Linked DNA regions of Mus musculus: region 2 is linked to region 1. Evidence: chromatin loops called from intact Hi-C (ENCODE). Cell type or tissue: left cerebral cortex. All regions are shown on one strand. Links, peaks and the distances in the headings refer to the core of each region. The heading gives the core; the rest is flanking DNA.

Region 1 (9,285 bases), core at 1-8,000:
GTGGCCAGCCTTTAAACCACATACACACCACTCAAAAGGCTATATTTATATTTATTTGTGCATATGCATGCATACACACGCACATATGTATGTTTGTAACAATAATACTCAAAGAAAACAAAGCTATTAATTTAAAAGTAGAAAAGACACGAAGGGTTTAAAGGAAGGTACCTGGGAGGGGCTGAGAAAAGGAAATGGAAGGTGAAAGTAATCGAATTCTGAATTACATAAAAACATATTAAAAACATAAAATAAATTAAAATTTAAGAAATTGTCCATAATTAAGTCTTTCTATCCAAGTGATTCTATATAGATTCATAATAGATCCACCCCAAATTTACCATTGTTTCTTAATACAGAAATATGTAACTGAGGTGCTACCAGCACAGATAAGTACTCTTGGTTTCAAAACTTGGAGAATAAAGTTAATATATTAAAGAAGTAAGGTGGAGAGCGACAGAAGACAACACCCCATGTTAACCCCTCACATATACAAAGAAAGAAAAAGAAAATTGGTTAGGGAGGGGAATAGGTGTGTAAATCAGGTGATGTGTGTGATTAACACGCTTGAAGTCCATGAATCAATTTCCAATGCAATCAAAAAAGAAATTAGTATATTATATTAATAACAAAATATTAATGTCCTAAATTCATCACATTCTATTTTATTAGTTCACTGTCACCTATGCTTTTTCTATTTTGTCTACAAATTAGAAATTATAGTTGTGTGCGGCTATCTTTTCTTAATCCCCCTTCTGACATGTTAATGACATAATATTAATCTTTTTTAGGACTTATCAACCTTTTTAGAAATAGATAAACTCTACAAATCTGAGATTCATAGATTAAGAAAAGCCCTAGCTGGGGCTAGAGGATGGCTCAATGGTTAAGAGGACTGGCTGTTTTCCAGAGGACCCAGGTTCAATTCCCAGCACCCACATGGCAGCTCAACAACTGTCTGCAACTCCAGTTCAGGGGATCTGACACCCTCACACAGACATTCATGGAGTCAAAACACCAATGCACATAAAATAAAAATAAATAAAACTTAAAACAACAAACAAACAAACAACAACAAAAACAAGCAGGGCTGGAGAGATGGCTCATCAGTGAAGAGCACTGACTGCTCTTCCAAAGTTCAAATCCCAGCAACTACATGGTGGATAACAACCATCCGTAATAAGATCTGATGCCCTCTTCTGAAGACAGCTACAGTGTACTTACATATAGTAAATAAATAAATCTTAAAAAAAAAGCAAAGCAAAGCCCCAGTTCAAAGGTGATCTTGGGGGGCGGGGAGCGTCTATGAAGAGACGGCTCAGAGAATGAAGGTGTAGGCCTGATTTCCAGGACCCACAGGAAAGGAAGTAGAGAGCCAAATCCCAGAAGTCATCCTTTAACCCTTTAATTCTGAACACAAACTCCAGCCCCCCAATCTCCACTTTCAAAGCGCGATTGGAGTTGTACCACCACGGGTTTCAGTTGTAGAATTTTTGTTTGGTGGTTTGATTGGTTGGTTGGTTGTTTTTTTTCTCCTTTAATTGCATGCCAGCTTTCAATTATGTTGCCCAGGTTGGCTCAGCCTTCCAAATGCTGGAATTATAGATGTGTACTATCGTGCTTGGTTCAAGAAAAGCTGTCTTTCAAAACGCCAGGGGCGAGCAACAGCATAGCTCAACTGGTGAAGGCGCTGTGCCAAGCCTGATGACCTGAGTTCAATCCCTGAGTCCCTGGCAGAAAGAGCTGATTCTGCCAAGTCAATCTCTAACTTCCACGCGTTCACCATGGCACACTCACACCCATACACACATATGCACACACAAAATAAATATACTCTAAAAGGGAGCTCAAGGACCAGCTACTCTGGGGTACTCAAAATGGCAGGAACAAGTGAGACCCTGCCTCAAGAAGGTGGTAGAAGAGAACCAACTACCACAAGTTGTCCATTGTCACATGCAGTCTGTAGCTCTGCATACCCATATTCACACACACTCAATAATAACAAAAAATAAGTAAAGGGCAGGAGACACAGCTTGGCAGTTGAGAGCACTTGCTCCTCTTGCAAAAGATCTAGCTTTGGTTTTCAGTGTCCACATGGCGGCTCACAACTGTGAGGCCAGCTCCACAGGGCCCAGTGCCGCCTTCTGGCCTCACCCGCAGCAGACACACACATGGTGAACATGCACACTTCTTAAAAGTAAAGAATTTTAAAAACAAGGGTTACAGGTATAATTTACTGGAAGAGCACATGCTTAGAAACTGAAAGACCAGGTTGGGGTTGGGGAGGTAGTTGGCTGCATATGCTTTTAAATTCTAGCACTCGGGAGGCAGAGACAGGCAGAGTGCCAGGCTGGCCTGGTCTACAGAATAAGTTCAAGAACAGGACGAGAAACCCTGTCTCAAAACAAACAAAGAACATGAAAGGCCCTGAGTATGATCACCAGCAATACACATACACAAAATTTCTGGGAATGGAATAAGAGAGGATGGTGTCACCAATATGCCTTCAATCCCAGTATTTGGGAGGCAGAGGCAGAGAGAGGCTGAGGCAGAGGCAGGTGGATCTCTGATTTCCAAACCAGCCTCATCTACATGTGAGGCCTTATCTAAAAAAAAAAAAAAAAAAAGGAGGAGAAGGAGGAGGAGGAGGAGGAGAAAGAAAGGAAGGAAGGAAGAAAAGGTCTTTCCAGATGGAGGATACATGTGCTCAGTGACAGATCACTTGCCTAGTGCTAGGAATGATTTTCAGCACATTTGAAAAACAATCAAACAAACTTAAAAAAGAAAATACGGTTATTTACCCTGACTCAAGATGCGAAGGCAGGAGTCCAGCTCAAAGCCAGCTTGGGCTACACGGTGAGTTCCAGGCAACAGGGCAGAGTCATACCAGCCAGTGATGCCATGTTGTGACATATATCTATAAATCTACCTCTCATGAGGCTGAGGCAGGAGGACTACATAGCAAGACTCTGTCTCGAAATAAAGTAATAAAAATAAGGTCTTTCAAAACTAGAAGCGCGGTTCTGGTAGCCTGTGATGAATGCAAGGCCCTGGTATTGATCCCCATCACCGAAATAGGAGTCCATACAGAAGACAGTTAAGTGACAGCTACTCCTTAAAGCTGTTCTGACTGGAATGTCTCACAATTTTGTATGTATGTCTAAGAAGAGACGGACCTACTTTTCTATGTAATAATTATAAACAGGGCAAAACAAAGTCCTGTTCCAAAATAAACCAAATCTTTAAATGAGACAATTCTTAATACCAAAATACGAGGGGGGTAGGGAGGCAGGGAAAAGGTCAATTGCTACCAGAACATTCGGTTCAGGAGACAAAAAGGTGACCGTGTTCTCAGTACCTTCTAACACATGAGCTAGAAGACAGCAAGACTGAAGGATAAAATCTGATTTAAGTTTCAAGATTTCTGTTCCACTGACATCTATCATCAAAGATTCAGTGGACTGTCACCTTTCTGCCAAGGAAACTGGCACACAAGTGGTATAACAGATTCAACTCCGAGCTTAGAGTGACCCTAGTTAAAATGGATGAAGCTCACTGAGGTCTAGCTGGGCTGAAAGGTGGCTACACAATGAAAGCAACACAACGGCTCCTGTGGGACCTGTAATGGCTTTCCCCAGAGCCCCACCAGAAACGGTTAAGTCTGCCGCTTTACAGTGTCCCAAACTCCCACTTACAAAGCGCCCTATAGTTTTCACTTACTCCCCTGCCTCCTCGGGGGGAAGGGATCGCAAAGGTTCTCTCCTTCCCTCTCGGTCCCCCGAATCTGGTGCTATGAATGGGGGCAAAGAGGTCTTGGCTACCTACAGTCTGCAAAGAAAGAAATGATCCATACAGGCAACCGACCCACGCAGGCCCTCAATCCCGCCCAGAGATCCGCGGGGCGCCCCGCAACGGCAAAGAGACCAGAGGAACCCTGGCAGAGAGAGAGAGGGCGGCCCGTCTCACCTGCCTCTTGTTCATCCGCCGCACATCGTCTAGAAAGTCTAGAGACAGCATGGTGAGATGGAGAGCGCGACAACTAGCAGCCAAGAGGGCGCGATAGAACCACCAAGAGGGACCGCTGCAACACGGGCCGGGCTCACCGTGGACAGAACCCCCTGATGCCTGCACTTCCGCTTCCGGGGCGGGAGCAGGCGAAGCTCCTCCCTTCTGAGCAGAGAATGGACAAAGAATGACTTGTGAGCCCCCTAGAACAGCCCAGGGCCTGGCCTTGTCAAAAAAGGACCGTAGCCTTCTCCGGCCGAGAACCGGCTGAAGGCTGCTTTCTGTGCTCAGCCCGCGCGGCGGCTCCCGAAGACAGTGACCCTAGGTTAGCTAAGCCCACAGCGTGCGGAAGGCGGGCCCTTGGACAGGCCTGGCCAATCGGAAGCCGAGTCTGCGCCAGCGCGAAGTCGGTGTCTTCCTGCGTGCTGCTGGGGCACGGGTGTGGCTCGGGACGTGGTGCCTTGCTGTTTGTTCTCAGGTGGAGCACGCTGCGGTTCGCTACCGGAAGCTGTGTGTGTCTTTTAAAGCATTGTATACACACACACACACACACACACACACACACACACACACACACACACACGCCAATTGATCACAAGATGCCTTAGTGTCATGAGGGCACTGGTGGTGCAGGTGGCCAGGAAGACCCGTCTCAGTTTTGACCTTTACCAACAGTGATTTGCTTTGTCTCCTGACACTTGGATGTGAGCCATTTATTTGACCCGCAAATTTTCACAGGGGCGGGGATTAGAAGTGACATCATTGCCATGGGGTTTCTTTTGGTGGGTGATAGATGTACAACTCCATGTATATACTAAAACCATTGAATTGTGCGCCTTAGTGGACTGTATGGTATGTGAATTATAGCACAATAAAGTAGGTGTGAGAATGGAAAGGAAACCGCTGATGTCTTGTTCACTGTTAAATTCCCAGTGGTGGCCGCACAGCTGGCATGTATAAGGCACAAAATCAGTACTTGAATTTAAAGAGAGGAAAGAGAGAAAGACTATCTTCAACTATTAGTAGAAACCTTACATTTACTGAGATGGGATAGGAAATGTTTAGAATTTCCAAGTTAGAAAGTTTTATAAAAGAAAATACATAGAAACCCCCATGGGGTGCCCCATAGGTATCCCAGCTTCCGTGACAGTACCAGATATGTGTATCAGAATGACTTCTTCATTAATAACTGTTGATGTGGTTCTCGATCTAAATTCTGGCTAGTAGAAACCTTCACATAAGCTTGTCAGTGTTAAATTCAACCTAAGTTCAAATTAAGTGGGAATGAGCTTTGACCCTGTATTTTGTGCCTTGAAGAGCCCCAAGAGCAGCTCAAAATCCTGTGGGTCCAAAAAAGGTGAATAAGCTATTTAGTTGGGAAGCTTTAAAAGCATCTCGTACAAGTGGGTGATGGGGGGAAGACAGGTAGATCTCTGCAAGTTCGAGGCCAGCCTGGTCTAAATAGTGAATTCCAGGACAGCCAGAGATTCATAATAGAGAGATGCTACCAAAAAAAAAAAAAAAAAAAAAAAAAGCTGGGCATAGTAGCATAGATTTGTAATGTCAGTGCTGGGAGGCAGAGACAGACAGATCCCTGGCACTGGCTGCTCTTCCAGAGAACTCCAGTACAATTCCTAGCACCCATTTTTAGTAGCTAACCTGTAACTCCAGCTCCAAGGGATCTGGCACCCTCTTCTGGACTCTATGGACACATATTCATATGCACACACCCATGCCCAGGCACACACACAAAAACATAATTTTAAAATTGCAAAAATAAAATCTCTAAATTTTTCTAATAAGTAAACAACAGCTGAGTCACAATACCAGAAGTTGTCCTCTGGCCTCCACAGGCATGCGAACACACACATGCACGAGAGTGTGCATCCATGCACACACACATACACACATGCACTTACACACAAACCATTTAGGTTGTTGCTAGAACAGATGGTACATGCCTGTGATCCCAGCACTTGGAAACTTTAAGCCCTCCTGGGTTTTTGTGGGGTTTTTTTGGATTGTTTTGTGTTTGTTTCTGTCCAGTTCCAGCTGACTTGGAATGTACTCTGTAGGCCAGACTGATCTCAAACTCACAAGAAGCCTCTAGCTTTAGCTTCCTGAGGGCTGGGATCACAACTGGCCAAAATGTATTTTCTTTTTTTCAGATTGTATTGCTGCTACAGTTTATCTAAATACATACCCAATAGAGAGAATGCAGTTGATGTTGGGCTGTTGTCAAGGCTCAAAACATGAATTCGATACCCAGGATCCACACAGCAGAAGAAGAGAACGGACTCCCCAAAACTGCTCTTTGACCTCCACACATTAACCGTGCCACACATGCGCTCACACATGATAAATGCAGTGATTTTTTTTTTTTTTTGATTTTTCGAGACAGGGTTCCTCTGTGTAGCCCTGGCTGTCCTGGAACTCACTTTGTAGACCAGGCTGGCCTTGAACTCAGAAATCTGCCTGCCTCTGACTCCTGAGTGCTGGGATTAAAGGCGTGTGCCACCATGCCCGGCAAATGCAGTAATTTTTAAAGAATATAGTTAATGCAATGTGTTTTTTCATGTACGTTACATGCTAAACTTGGCATTTATTGTTATACTGACAACCAACGCACAAACGTGGGTTGGGAGCTTAGACAAGTTGTACAAAACATAAGCCAGGGTATTGGATGCTGCTTTTAGTTATGTTGATTGCTTTGGTTTTTTTGTTTGTGTTTTGAGACTGACCTCATTGATTTTCTCTGACTAACCTGGAACTCTCTAGATGTGTAGACCAGGCTAGCCTTGAACTCATAGAGATCTGCCTGCGTCTGTCTTTTAAGTGCTTGGATTAAAGGTATGCACTACCATGCCCACAAGCACCTGGCTCTTTAAAAATCACATTGATTGATTGATTGATTGATTGATTGATTGATTGATTGGAGAGGAGCTTGTACATGCCACAGTGCCCATGTGCGGGTTGAGGACAACTTTAAGGAGTCAGTTCTCTATTTTCACCACACACAATTCCAGGAATTGAACTCTGGTTGTCAACCTTGGTGGCAAGTGCCTTAACCTGCTCAACTGTCTCTACAGTTCAAGTACTGAACTTTTAAACTCAATAAGAAATTGACCAAGAATCTAGCTTAAAGATGTCTGCTCTCTGATCCACAAGTCTGTTGCTTTCTGGTGAGCAGCTTAATAAAAACATGCTAATATGGAATATGGTAAACCTCTAGGAGCAAGTTTTATCAGGTGATCTTGATGACATTTGCTCAAACAGCAGCCTAAACTGGGTGTGGTAGGGCATAAACCTCCTGCCCACTGCTTAGGAAACCAAAGCCAGAGGATCACTGGAGCCCAGGAATTCCAGCTGAGCCTGGGTCCCACAGTGAGAAAGGGGAGAACAGAAGAGGAGGAGAGTAGAGCCATAAAGCTGATGAAACTTGAATGTTTAAAAAGAGAAGGAGGAGAAAGAGAAAAAGGAGGAGGAGGAGGAGAAGAAGAGGAAGAGGAAGAAGGAGGAGGAGAAGAACAAGAATGAAAAGAAGAAGGAGAAGGAGGAGGAAGAGGAGGAGGAAGAAGAGGGAAGAGGAGGAAGAAGAGGAGGAGGAAGAGGAGGAGAAGAAGGAGGAGGAAGAGGAGGAGAAGAAGGAGAAGGAGAAGAAGAAAAGAAAAAGAGCCTCTGATATGGCTCACCAGGTAAAAGTACTTGCAGCCTAACAAACTGACCTCTGACCTCAATACCCAAGTTGTTCTCTGACCCTCTACAAGTGCTCCATTGCACCTACTGTGTACCTACACATGCAGGTACATGTGTACACAAAATAAACTAATGCAAAAAAACATGCTGGTAATTAGAACATTAGAACAGACTTGTTGTTGTTTTTCAAGATAGAATTTCTGTGTGTAACTCTAGCTGTCCTGAAATTAGCTTGCTTTCTGTAGACTAGAGATTCCTCTGCCTCTGCCTACCAAGTGAGTGCTGGGATTCAAGGCCTGTGCCACCATCACCCAGCTAGAACAGACTTCTCTAAGACAGGAAAGTGTACACATAATGGTTCTTAATATATCATTCCCAGGATTCCTTCTTCACGATCAGAAAAGCTTTCTAGAAGCCATCCTTTAGAATTCACTTGTCAGAGCCAGCACAGTAACTGATCGAAGTGTTCTTACCAAGACGCTTGTAAGACCAGTAGCAAGGTTAATGATAAACATGGTTAACAAGAAAACAAAATAATCTTTCTGGCAAAATTCCTTTGCCAAAAGATACTGTTGGACATTACGCAATGGCATGTCATAGAACAGAGGATCTCAACCTGTGGGTTATGATCCCTTACTTTATGATTCAAATCATGGTTATAAAGTAGCAATGAAAATAATATGATGTTTGGGAGTCCCCACAACATGGGGAACTATATTATAGGGTCACAGTCTTAGGAAGGTTGAGAGCCACCAATAAAGAGAGTGTCATAGCAGTGTCTTGAGTTGCTAAACCAAAAAAAAAAGAAGAAGAAGAAGAAGAAGAAGAAGAAGAAGAAGAAGAAGAAGAAGAAGAAGAAGAAGAAGAAGAGGAGGAGGAGGAGGAGGAGGAGGAGGAGGAGGAGGAGGAGGAGGAGGAAGAAGAAGAAGAAGAAGAAGAAGAAGAAGAGAAAGAAAGAAACAAACAAACAAACAAAGTTACCCACTGTGCTAGACAGAAAAATTAGCCAACATGCTAGGCCCTTTTTCTTCATTTGCATTTACCTGCTAAATTAGGTATCTGTGTCTGTACAAGTTGTCCTAAAAACTGAGCAACTCAAGGGGCTGGAGAGACAGCACTTACTGATCCTGCAGAGGACCTGTGTTTACAACTTTGCACACACCAGGAAGCTCACAGCGACCTGCAACTCCAGTTCCAGGGGATCTGATGCCCTCTGGCCTCTGAGTACACCTGTACAAATGTGGTGAACATTAACTCACATAGGCACACACATACCCAAACAAAATAAGAAATGTGTTTAAGGCCGGACGTGGTGGTGCTTGCTTTTTATCCCAGCACTTGGGAGGCAGAGGCAGGCAGATTTCTGAGTCTGAGGCCAGCCTGGTCTACAGAGTGAGTTCCAGGACAGCCAGGACTGCACAGAGAAACCCTGTCTTGAAAAACCAAAAAACTAAAAAAAACACCCCCCCAAAGAAAAAAAAGAAAGAGAGAAAGAAAGAAAGAAAGAAAGAAAGGAAGGAAGGAAGGAAGGAAGGAAGGAAGAAAGAAATGTGTTTAAAACCAATAGCTTAAAATAAAAAACAT
Region 2 (9,517 bases), core at 462-8,461, 210 kb after region 1:
TTGATGCAAATCACATGAGGCTTTATTCAGGAAAGCCAGAGCTCTGGGGACAACTCGTATCCCACGCAGGGATAGAGAAGTCAACCGGAAGGGAAATGGGACCCTCCTTTTATGGGCCCTCAAGGGGGAAAAGGAGAAGGGGAAGGGAGGGGACTTCCAGATCACATGCCCCTGAGCAACCAATCAGGTAAGTTTCGATTTCCTGATCTGAGATTTACAAGGAATGGGTACGGGAGGGGTACAAGGAAGGAATCATGTGCAGGCGCAGCTGTGAGCAAAATGGCGCAGGGGTGATGCAACTCTATTGGCTAACGGCTGGTATATGGGGCAACTCAGGATTGGCTCAATCTAAAGTTTTGGGGGAAATTTTCCAAATTCAGCCCAGCAACCAAACCGCAAACGTCTGGCAGTGGGCTATAGCGGTTGGCAAGCATAGCGGATTTAAGGAATGGTCCGAGCACTCTGTACAAACATTTCCTGAAACAATGGAGCAAGTTAAACTTTTACTTTGTGCCAATAGTGATGTCCATTTAGGACACAAGTCGGGGGCTTACATGAGTTTCTACTTTATGTCAGGATCTTTCAGGTCAAGCTTACTCCTGTCTCAGGGCCTCTGGTCTTTCTGGGCGGCTGAGCCATCATCAGTCTGTGTAGTTGACTCCTTCCGGTCTCAGTTAACATTAACCCAGTGCCACACCCTCAAAGAGACCGGTGCTGATATTCCCTGACCATGAGGCTTGTTTTTCTCACCTATCTTCATAGATTCTATCACCCTCTAAAATCACAGCGTATCTATACCTCCACACACACTTCCTGCTCCCAGGAAGGCGTTCTTGTGGCTTCCAGGTATTGGTTGCTTTTCTTTTCTCTGTGATAAAGCACCCTACAGAAACAACTTAAGGAAGGAAGGAGATGCCTGTGGACCCACAGTGTAGAGGTACAGGCTATCATGGCAGAGAGGGCCTGGCGGTGTGTGTGAGGCAGCTGGTCACAATGTAGGAAGGGGTGTGCGGAAAATATGGGTGCTCAGCTTACTTGTCTGTGGGTGTAGGACTGAGGATGGGAGGGGGATGAGCGGCGACAGAGTTATGTGACCGAACCCAGCTCAGGCAGTTAGACTCTGGAGACCAGCATCAGGGCACAGATCCGAGATTATTACCCAGCACATAGGCTTAGATACAATGTTTGAGCCAATCCCAAGCCCCTAAATCCTTGGCCAATCATCTCTCACCACACTGTCACTGGGCTCCAATGAAAGTCCCGTCTGATGAGGTTACTCAGAAGAAGTGGGAGGAGTTAGGGGAAGCAGCCAACCCCTGGCCGCGGTTCCTTTTTGTTGGTTCACCGGTGTTCTACGAGCCATCTTATGTCTAATGCTGACTACAGCAGATCAGGACTTTCTGAGGAGTCTCAGGAGCCTGAGGCACCTCGCTCTCTATCCCACTTTTTCCCTCACAAGGTTGATTTCCACATCCCCTATAACGTTCTACTTTATGTTCATTCTGGAGCCCCAGCCTACGAGATAGTGTATCCACATTCAGGGTGGGTGGGTCGTCCTTCCTCAGTTACACCTCTCTGACCACACCCTTACAGATGCACTATGGAGCGTATTTCCACCATGATTCTAAGCCCAGTCACGTTGAACATGAAGATTAACCATCATACGCCCATCTCCCCGTCCTGCAAAGCAGTACCAAGAATGCTAGGGCTCCATAGCTGGATTAGATAAAGAGTAGCCCAGACTTCTACACAAGCCCCAAAGCAAATGCCCAGTGAAGGCTCAGCCCCTTTGTGCAGATCGGGCTTGCATCCCTTCCCAGGCCTCTGTTTGCTTCCCTGGAAAATAAGAGTCCTTTCTGTCTTAGGTTGTAAGCACAGAGGGGGAGGTGCCTGGGTGTGAGGAGCACGGTAAGTGTCAACACACACGGGTAGGGTAGGGTGGTGGTATGCAGGTCCTATCACAGAGGAGGGAGGACAATGGGGCCCAGAGAGGCTCAGCTGACTAGAAACCCACCCTCTGTCTCCTCTGAGATTCTTCATCAAGAACCATGACCTGTCTCAAAACAAAACAAAACAAAACAAAACAAAACAAACAAACAAAAAACCTGTGACCATCACCCAGCCGCCACCGCGGCAGCTCACTGCTTGCCTTCTGACTCTTTGTAGACTGAAGCTCCACTGCTGATCCGGCCCTATCTGGCAGATATGACACTCTCTGAAGTTCACGTTGTCATGACTGGAGGCTATGCTACTATTGCTGGCAGCCTCCTGGGCGCCTACATCTCCTTTGGGGTAGGTAGAACTTTTCTCTGCTGGGCTATGCCAAAGCCCTGAAACTGCCTTTCTGGAAGCCCCACAAGCTCCTAATCACAGCAGTCATGGGATGTCCCCTCTCTGTCTCAAAGCCCAGCTTTGCCTGAGCAAGGCAGGCTTGCTGGGCTAAACTACTTGGTTAGACCTTTTTTTTTTTTTTTTTTTTTTTTAATGGTTTTAGAGTTTTATTGTAGAAAGGCGGGGGGGGGGGGGAGAAGGTAGAAGGAGAGAGAGGCTGGCCATGGCCACTTGAAGAGAGGGGGAAGGGAGAGAGAAAAGGAGGGCTAAGAAATGTCAGAGCTTAAAGAGAGCTGGCTACACTTTTCAAATGGCCCCTGGGTCAGATTCCCAGAATTCCATTTACTAAGCTCATATTATGTATCAGGCACTATGCTGGGTGCTTTAATATCCCCGTTTTATAGATAAGCAAATTGAGGCTCAGAGAATAAATTAATGGTTAAAGCCAGGATCTGAACCCAGATCTGACTCCAAATTTCATGCTCAGTTTTCCATAGGCTTTCCCTGGGGATCTGCCCTCCTAAATGATGTATATCATAATCCTCTCATGGGCCAATCCAGTATTACAAATTGGACCCTAAATTCACATAGGCAGAGAAAAAATTTACTTGTGTGTGTGTATGTGTACACATTTTTTCTTTTTCTTTTTTTTCTTGAAATTATTTATTTATATTATTTATATTACTTTTTCTTGAAATTATTTATTTATTTTATGTATCTTACATACACTGTAGCTGTCTTCAGACACACCAAAAGAGGGCATCAGATCCCATTACAGATGGTTGTGAGCCACCATGCAGTTGCCAGGAATTGAACTCAGGATCTCTGGAAGAGCAGTCACTGCTCTTTACCACTAAGTCATCTCTCCAGCCCCAATTTCATTTTTTAAAAAGAGCTCAGGGGCTGGTGAGATGGCTCAGTGGGTAAGAGCACCTGACTGCTCTTCTGAAGGTCCAAAGTTCAAATCCCAGCAACCACATGGTGGCTTACAACCATCTGTAATGAGATCTGATGCCCTCTTCTGGGGTGTCTGAAGACAGCTACAGTGTACTTACATATAATAAAAATAAATTTTAAAATCTTTTAAAAAATAAAATAAAAAGAGCTGTAATCCTAGCACTTGGGAGGCATAGGCAGGAAGATCAGAAGTCCTTGGTCATTAACTATATGTAGAACTGAAGGCTATTTTGCCTCAAAAATCAAAGAAAAAAACCCTAAACATAGGAAATTTGAAACCCCAAACTTTGTTGGTAAAACGGTTTAATAGTGACATATATACACGCTACCTGCATATCTTAAGGTCTTTAAACATCTTAACTTTGCTCTGGGCCTTGTGATCTGTTTTAAAAATCACCCCGTGTTCTTTCTAGACACATGAGCTTTGCAGACACCTCTAGTCATTAACTGGGACTTAAAAGGCAAGGAGGTATCTTACCACACTAAAAGAAATAAAATAAAGCCAAAGGAGGTGGTGGCACACACCTTTGATTCCAGCTCTTGGGAGGCAGAGGTTGGCAGATCTCTGAGTTTGAGGCCAGTCTGATCTACAGAGGGAAAGCCCCAGGCGGCAGCCATAGCAGGGTCTGGGAAAGCACCTAACAGAGGGACCTTCCGCTCTACTTCTTCTGTCCCTGGCTGCAGAGAGGCTCTCTTCTGCCCCCTGCCGGGCCTTAGCTGTCACTGCCTTCCCAAGGAGCCTCCCAGGTTCTTTTCCTTTGTTTTGTACAGCTGGCTTTTAAACTCAGGACCCCATATATGCTAGGCAAGCCATTGAGCCACACTCCCAGTTCATGGTCTCTTTATTTCCAAAGCGTTTTTACTATATTGCTTGTGTATGAGCACAGGGGCACACGTGTCAGAGGCACGCTTGTGTGGGTAGGAGGGAGTCAGTTCTCTCCCTCCACCGTGGGTTCTGGGGATTGAACCAGGGCTTGTTATGACAAGTGCTCTTACCTACTGAGCCATCTCAATGGTCCCCTCAGTCCACAGATTTCTCTTTGTGGCTCAGCCTCTGACCCTTGGCCACATCCTTTCTATTGCAGGTATTTGGATAGTAGCAGGACCTGTCCAACACAGTAGCCATGAACTCCTGAGTACTTGAAACATGGGCAGTTTAAGATGAGGTGTCCAGTATTCTTTCTTCACTGCTCAAGAGCAAACCCAGGGCCTCAATCCCAAATGCTAGGCAAGCCCTGTACCACTGAGCTAAGTCCCCCCTTTTTTTCTTAATGTCTAACTAAGTTACTTAGACCGCCCTTGAACTGGTGACCTCCTGCTTCTGCCTCCCAAATAGTCAGTGTTACAGACTGGTACCCCCAGCCTGGCTTTCTTTGCACTTTTAAACATGTGACTGCTGGCCACAGTAACCGTGTTGGTGCTTTTCTGGGTGGTGTTACATGCTATGTAGGCCCATCACCTGGGAGGTAAAGAAGAAGGACCACAAACTTGAGGTCACCATCAACTGCATAGCAACGTTGAGGTTAGCCTGGGCTACACAAGACTGAATCTAAAGAATGTAGCAGGAGTGAAATTACAGATATGGTCTCTGTTGAGTTTGTATTGGACAGTGCCAGCCTAGGTCTTCTCTTTTGTCACACAGCACCAAGTGTCACTTGACTGAATCATTTCATTATGACCTCCACATACATTTCCAATTATGCTGTTGTTCCAAAGGCTCTAGGATAGATACCAACTTTCTCTGCAAATCCAAACAAGCTGGTCTCTCAGTGCAGAGGTCTTGAACCCAGGCTGGTCATGGTAACATTCAGGAGTTGGTCACTCATGTTTCCTATTGATTTGCCCCTCAAGGGAAACAAGGATTTGCAAGATCCTGTACTCAGGATCAAAGCGACTCTGTTGCTTAGTTTCCATATCTGTAAATGAACAGACGTACTGTTTACCTGGCCACAAAGGATAGATGAAAATGGTCAGAAAACACTTAGCATGGTGCTGAAAAGTGACCATATTAAGATCAGAAGGTGGGCAGTGGTGGTGTACTCCTTTAATCTCAGCACTCGTGAGGCAGAGGCAGGTGGATCTCTGAGTTTGAGGACAGCCTGGTCTACAGAGTGAGTTCCAGGACAGCCAAGGCTATACAGAGAAACCTCGTCTTGAAGAACCAAAAAAACAAAACAAAAAACAAAACAAAAACAAACAAACAAACAACCCCCCCAAACCAAAACAGACCAGAAATCTCTCCTTTGTTTCCTTTCTCACTAAATACCATTCTGCAAGGTGGTGTGCTCATGTCCTATTTGTAGAGGGTGGAGGGAGGCCTGGGTGGCTGAGATGGAAGGCATTCCTGACTGTGCTCCTGGACGCAGGGCTGGGGGAGCTACAATAGGCTGGTGTGGGATGAACCAGCACCAGCTTCACTGCCTGCATGCAGAAGTCCTGCATCTCCATCAAGAGCAGGAACGGCCACTGTGGGATTTGAGGCTGTGGCCATATGGCTCTGGAATGTGTGTCCCCCCTAAAATCCAAGCTTACAAGCTGGGTGTACTCTTCAAGCTGAAGGAAGAGGTCAGGGTCTAGACTGGCAGACGGAGAAACCTCCTATTTCAGGCGTGGCAGTGTCCACGATGGTGCTGAGCTGCCAGGGAGGAGACAACTGAAGCCCTGAAAGTTCCAAGAGGGCACCACCCCGACTGCCCTCCTCCAGGAGGGATCAGGGTGCTGGGCTTGCCATCTAGTGCTGGTGGCAGGGAAGAGGAGTTGGGCCTCTTGATGGTTCGTTCGCATGGTGTGCAAGCGAGCTTTCTGTTACTAGGACAAAGTGCCCCAGAGAGAGTTGAAAAATGGAGATGTATTTTACTTATGATCATGCCTTTAGAGGTTTCCACCCACTTTGCCCCATCTCTGTGGGCTTGTGTTGAGATGGATCATTGCAGAGGCGGTGTGGTAGAATGGTTCTGTCCACCTCAGTCCACCTCAGGGCAGTCAGGGACGCAGAGAGACAGAAAAGAAGAGTCTGGGTGTAAGATGTACAGGCATGCCCCAGTGACCTACTTCTCCCAGCCAGGTTTTCCTCACAGTCAGTGGAGATGGATTGACTCATTGGTGAGTGCAGCTCCCTCCAGGCTCTGAGGCAGCTGAGGACCAAGCCTTCGTGAGGGACTTCATTTTCACACCCTAGGCGGTTTCTGCTTCTGAGTAAGGAGAAACAAGTGGGGTTTAGACAAAGAAGGAGGGTTTCAGGGCCTGAAGCTCCAGGCCTTCAGCTTCATGGATTCCTGTCTGTTCCCTGAGAACAGATGCCCTCTGCCTTTATTAGCCTGAGCCCATGTAACCTCACCTCCCGTTCTCTCCCTACTCCCGCTTGAGGCAGGGGCCTCACTGTGTAGCTCTGAATAGCCTGGAATTCACTCTATACATTAGGCTGGTCTTAAACTCACAGAGATTTGCCTGCCTCTGCTGAGACTAAAGGCATATGTCACCATGTCCAGAGAAGGGCATCTACCTCAAGCTGCCTGATGTGGGGCAGGGAACTGAACTCAGGTCCTCTGCAAGACAGCAAGAATTCTTAACTATGAAGGCATCTCTCCCTCCCCCATCTCCCCACCCTGCCCTTTAAAAGCAGAGTCTCATGTTTCTAGGCTACTACATAACCAAGGATGCCCTTGAATTTCTGATCCTTCCACCCAGAGTGCTAGATTTACAGGACTGTACCCTCCTTCCCAGCTCACGTAGTAACTGGTGACGGAACCCAGTGCTCCCTGCATGGTTAGACAAACACTCTGCCCGAGCTGCATCATAGAACTTTCTACTTAAAATCTAAAAACTGCTATTGGCTTACTGCAAAATTTAAGGAGAAAAGATCTATTTTGCTTTTCTGTTTTTTTTTTAAATAGTATAGAGTTATGGACCTATTGAAAGATATCAAAAAGCACCAAGAAAGAAAATCACTTCAAACCCAGCTCCCCGGAGACAGCCAGTGTGCTGACAGTCAGGGGCCCTTCCTGGAGACAGCCAGTGTGCTGACAGTCAGGGGCCCTTCCTGGGGACAGCCAGTGTGCTGACAGTCAGGGGCCCTTCCTAGGGACAGCCAGTGTACTGACAATCAGGGGCCCTTTCTGGACATCTTCTGGGCAATTTGGTGTTTGTGTTTCCCATAGTTACAGTCCTGCTCTTCACGCAATTTTGTGGGCACTTTCCCACCTTACTGCACTACTCTGAGAAGCATCAATTTCCAGAGACCATTCTCAGGATGGCTCAGTGGGGGAGAGCGTCGGTTGCTCTTAACAGAGAACCCACATTCTGTTCCCAGCACCCACATGGCAGCTCACAATCATCTGTGACTCCCGTCTCAGGACATCTGAGGCTCTCTGCTTGCCTCCACAGGCACCAGGCTCGCATGCTCCACTTGCATACGTGTAGCAAAACGCCCATTGACACAAAACAAATAAACAAATCCTTAAAAGAACAGGCTATTTGCTCCTTGTTAGTTAGTTAGATGGTTGATTCTGATTTCAGTGTGGTGAGTAGCTAAGTGGAGGGACGGCTGTTCATCTATCTCGGGAGCAGTGAGACTGTGTGTTCTGGAAGTGCCCCACCCCCTCAGAGCTGGTGGTGGTTTATGATCTTGCTGGAGTACTTGTCCAGTGTGATTTATAGAGACAGACCCAGTGCCTCCGTGCTGTTGAAAGAGGCCAATTCCCTAATACAGGAGTGAGACAGGCTGCCTTGCAGTGGTGAGTTCCCTGTCCCTGTAGGTATTCAAAAATAGGAGATAGGGGTTATACTCCTTTACCGCACAGAAGCTACGCAGAGGTAGGGATGGGCTAGCTGCTTCATCCATCCCAACTCAGTTCTTGTAGAGGAATTTTAATCCAGCAACATGGCTGCTCTGGCAGTGGATCACATCCAAAGACCTTCTAGGTCTGTGTGACCTGGCTGGAATGACACACCTTTAAGTAGAGGAAGAGGCTACGTGACAGCAGTGCAGGGAGAGACGGGGTGGGGGAGGCGGTTTTACTGGGACACTTTTACAGAGACAGGTTGCAAGTGAAGACAGGGTGAGCCAGAGAATAAGAAGGAGCCAGACGATTAGAACATATTGTCAGAGTTAGTTTGAAACCAAGCAGAGCAGTTCAGTCCAAAGCTGAGAGAAGCTGCATTGAATCAGTCAGCTTGGAAGATTAGATTGTACAGAGGCTAGAAACTTCCAGGACTAAGCCTAGGGTTAGTTAGAACAGAGAAGGAAACCCTCTGGGCTTAGCCCAAGTTGTATATTCGTGCAGCTTGGGTATGGCTCTCATCTCATCCCATCTTCTAAGGACCTCAAAACAACAGTTAAAAGTTCTGGAGCGTTGTCTGAATCTGTCACAAACTCCTCAGCCAGAATAGGATTAGTGGTCAAAGAGAGACAGTCTGGGCAAGGAGGAGAACCCATGAAATCAAAGCCAAAGGCTGTGCTAGATTTTAATTCTTCTCCCTTTATTTTGAGCAGGTCATAGTTATTTTTCCGGGGCCACAGTTTTTTTGTGTGTAGATGGGGTAGTGTCACTTGCTTGGCCTACCTTGCAGAAGTATTGTATTTTTAAGGAAGCAGTGACCACTCTTTTCTGTTGTTGTTTTTATGTGTCTCTTGTATGTGTGTATGTGTATCTTATATGTGTGTATATGTGTGTATCTTACATTTGTGTATATGTGTGTATATATGTGTGTATATGTATGTATATATGTGTATCTTATATATGTGTATGTATGTGTGTATATATGTGTATCTTATATGTGTGTGTATATATGTATGTATATGTGTGTGTATATATGTGTATCTTATATGTGTGTATGTGTGATATATGTTTATCTTATATGTGTGTACATATGTGTATATATGTATGTATATCTTATATGTGTGTATATGTATGTATATATGTGTGTGTATGGAAGAGAACAACCTGCAGGAGTCAGTTCTCTCTACCATGTCAGTTCCGGGGACTGAACTCAGATTGTCAGGCTTAGCAGCAAGCTCCTTTACCAGCCCAGCCATCTCATGGGACCTTGCAGAAGTACTAGGAGATTGTCTGAACATAAAAGGGATTATTAATGACCATACCAGATGTAGTATAGTGAAGTCATACTTATAAGAATGTATCATACACATAAATATGTGTCCCTCTGCCACCTCATTTCTTCTACCTGCCCCTCATAACCTCCCTATCATTGATTGATAGATAGATATTGT

The links. Peaks named below come from ENCODE experiments on the same cell type or tissue, not always from the same donor. Only the 100,000 strongest peaks of a DNase experiment are listed, where the experiment ranks them.
Region 2: it touches region 1 in a loop (9-fold over the local background); 3 of 42 quality-filtered maps call a loop at or near these places.

The regions. Positions count from the first base shown.
Region 1 is chr7:80,943,436-80,952,720 of GRCm38, forward strand. Sec11a (SEC11 homolog A, signal peptidase complex subunit) reads right to left here and starts at 4,115. Exons shown (of 6, transcript NM_019951.1): 1 at 3,967-4,115. The coding sequence starts at 4,017. In left cerebral cortex, for the core only: no CTCF peak of the experiment used is centred there; DNase peaks (open chromatin) are centred at 4,177 and 4,381; H3K4me3 peaks cover 2,089 bases; H3K27ac peaks cover 970 bases.
Region 2 is chr7:81,151,234-81,160,750 of GRCm38, forward strand. It overlaps Slc28a1 (solute carrier family 28 (sodium-coupled nucleoside transporter), member 1), which reads left to right. Exons shown (of 18, transcript NM_001004184.3): 11 at 2,167-2,292. Among named protein-coding and RNA genes, the nearest start is that of Slc28a1, 41 kb to the left of the region's middle. In left cerebral cortex, for the core only: a CTCF peak has its summit at 3,989 (motif pointing left); DNase peaks (open chromatin) are centred at 3,976 and 6,389.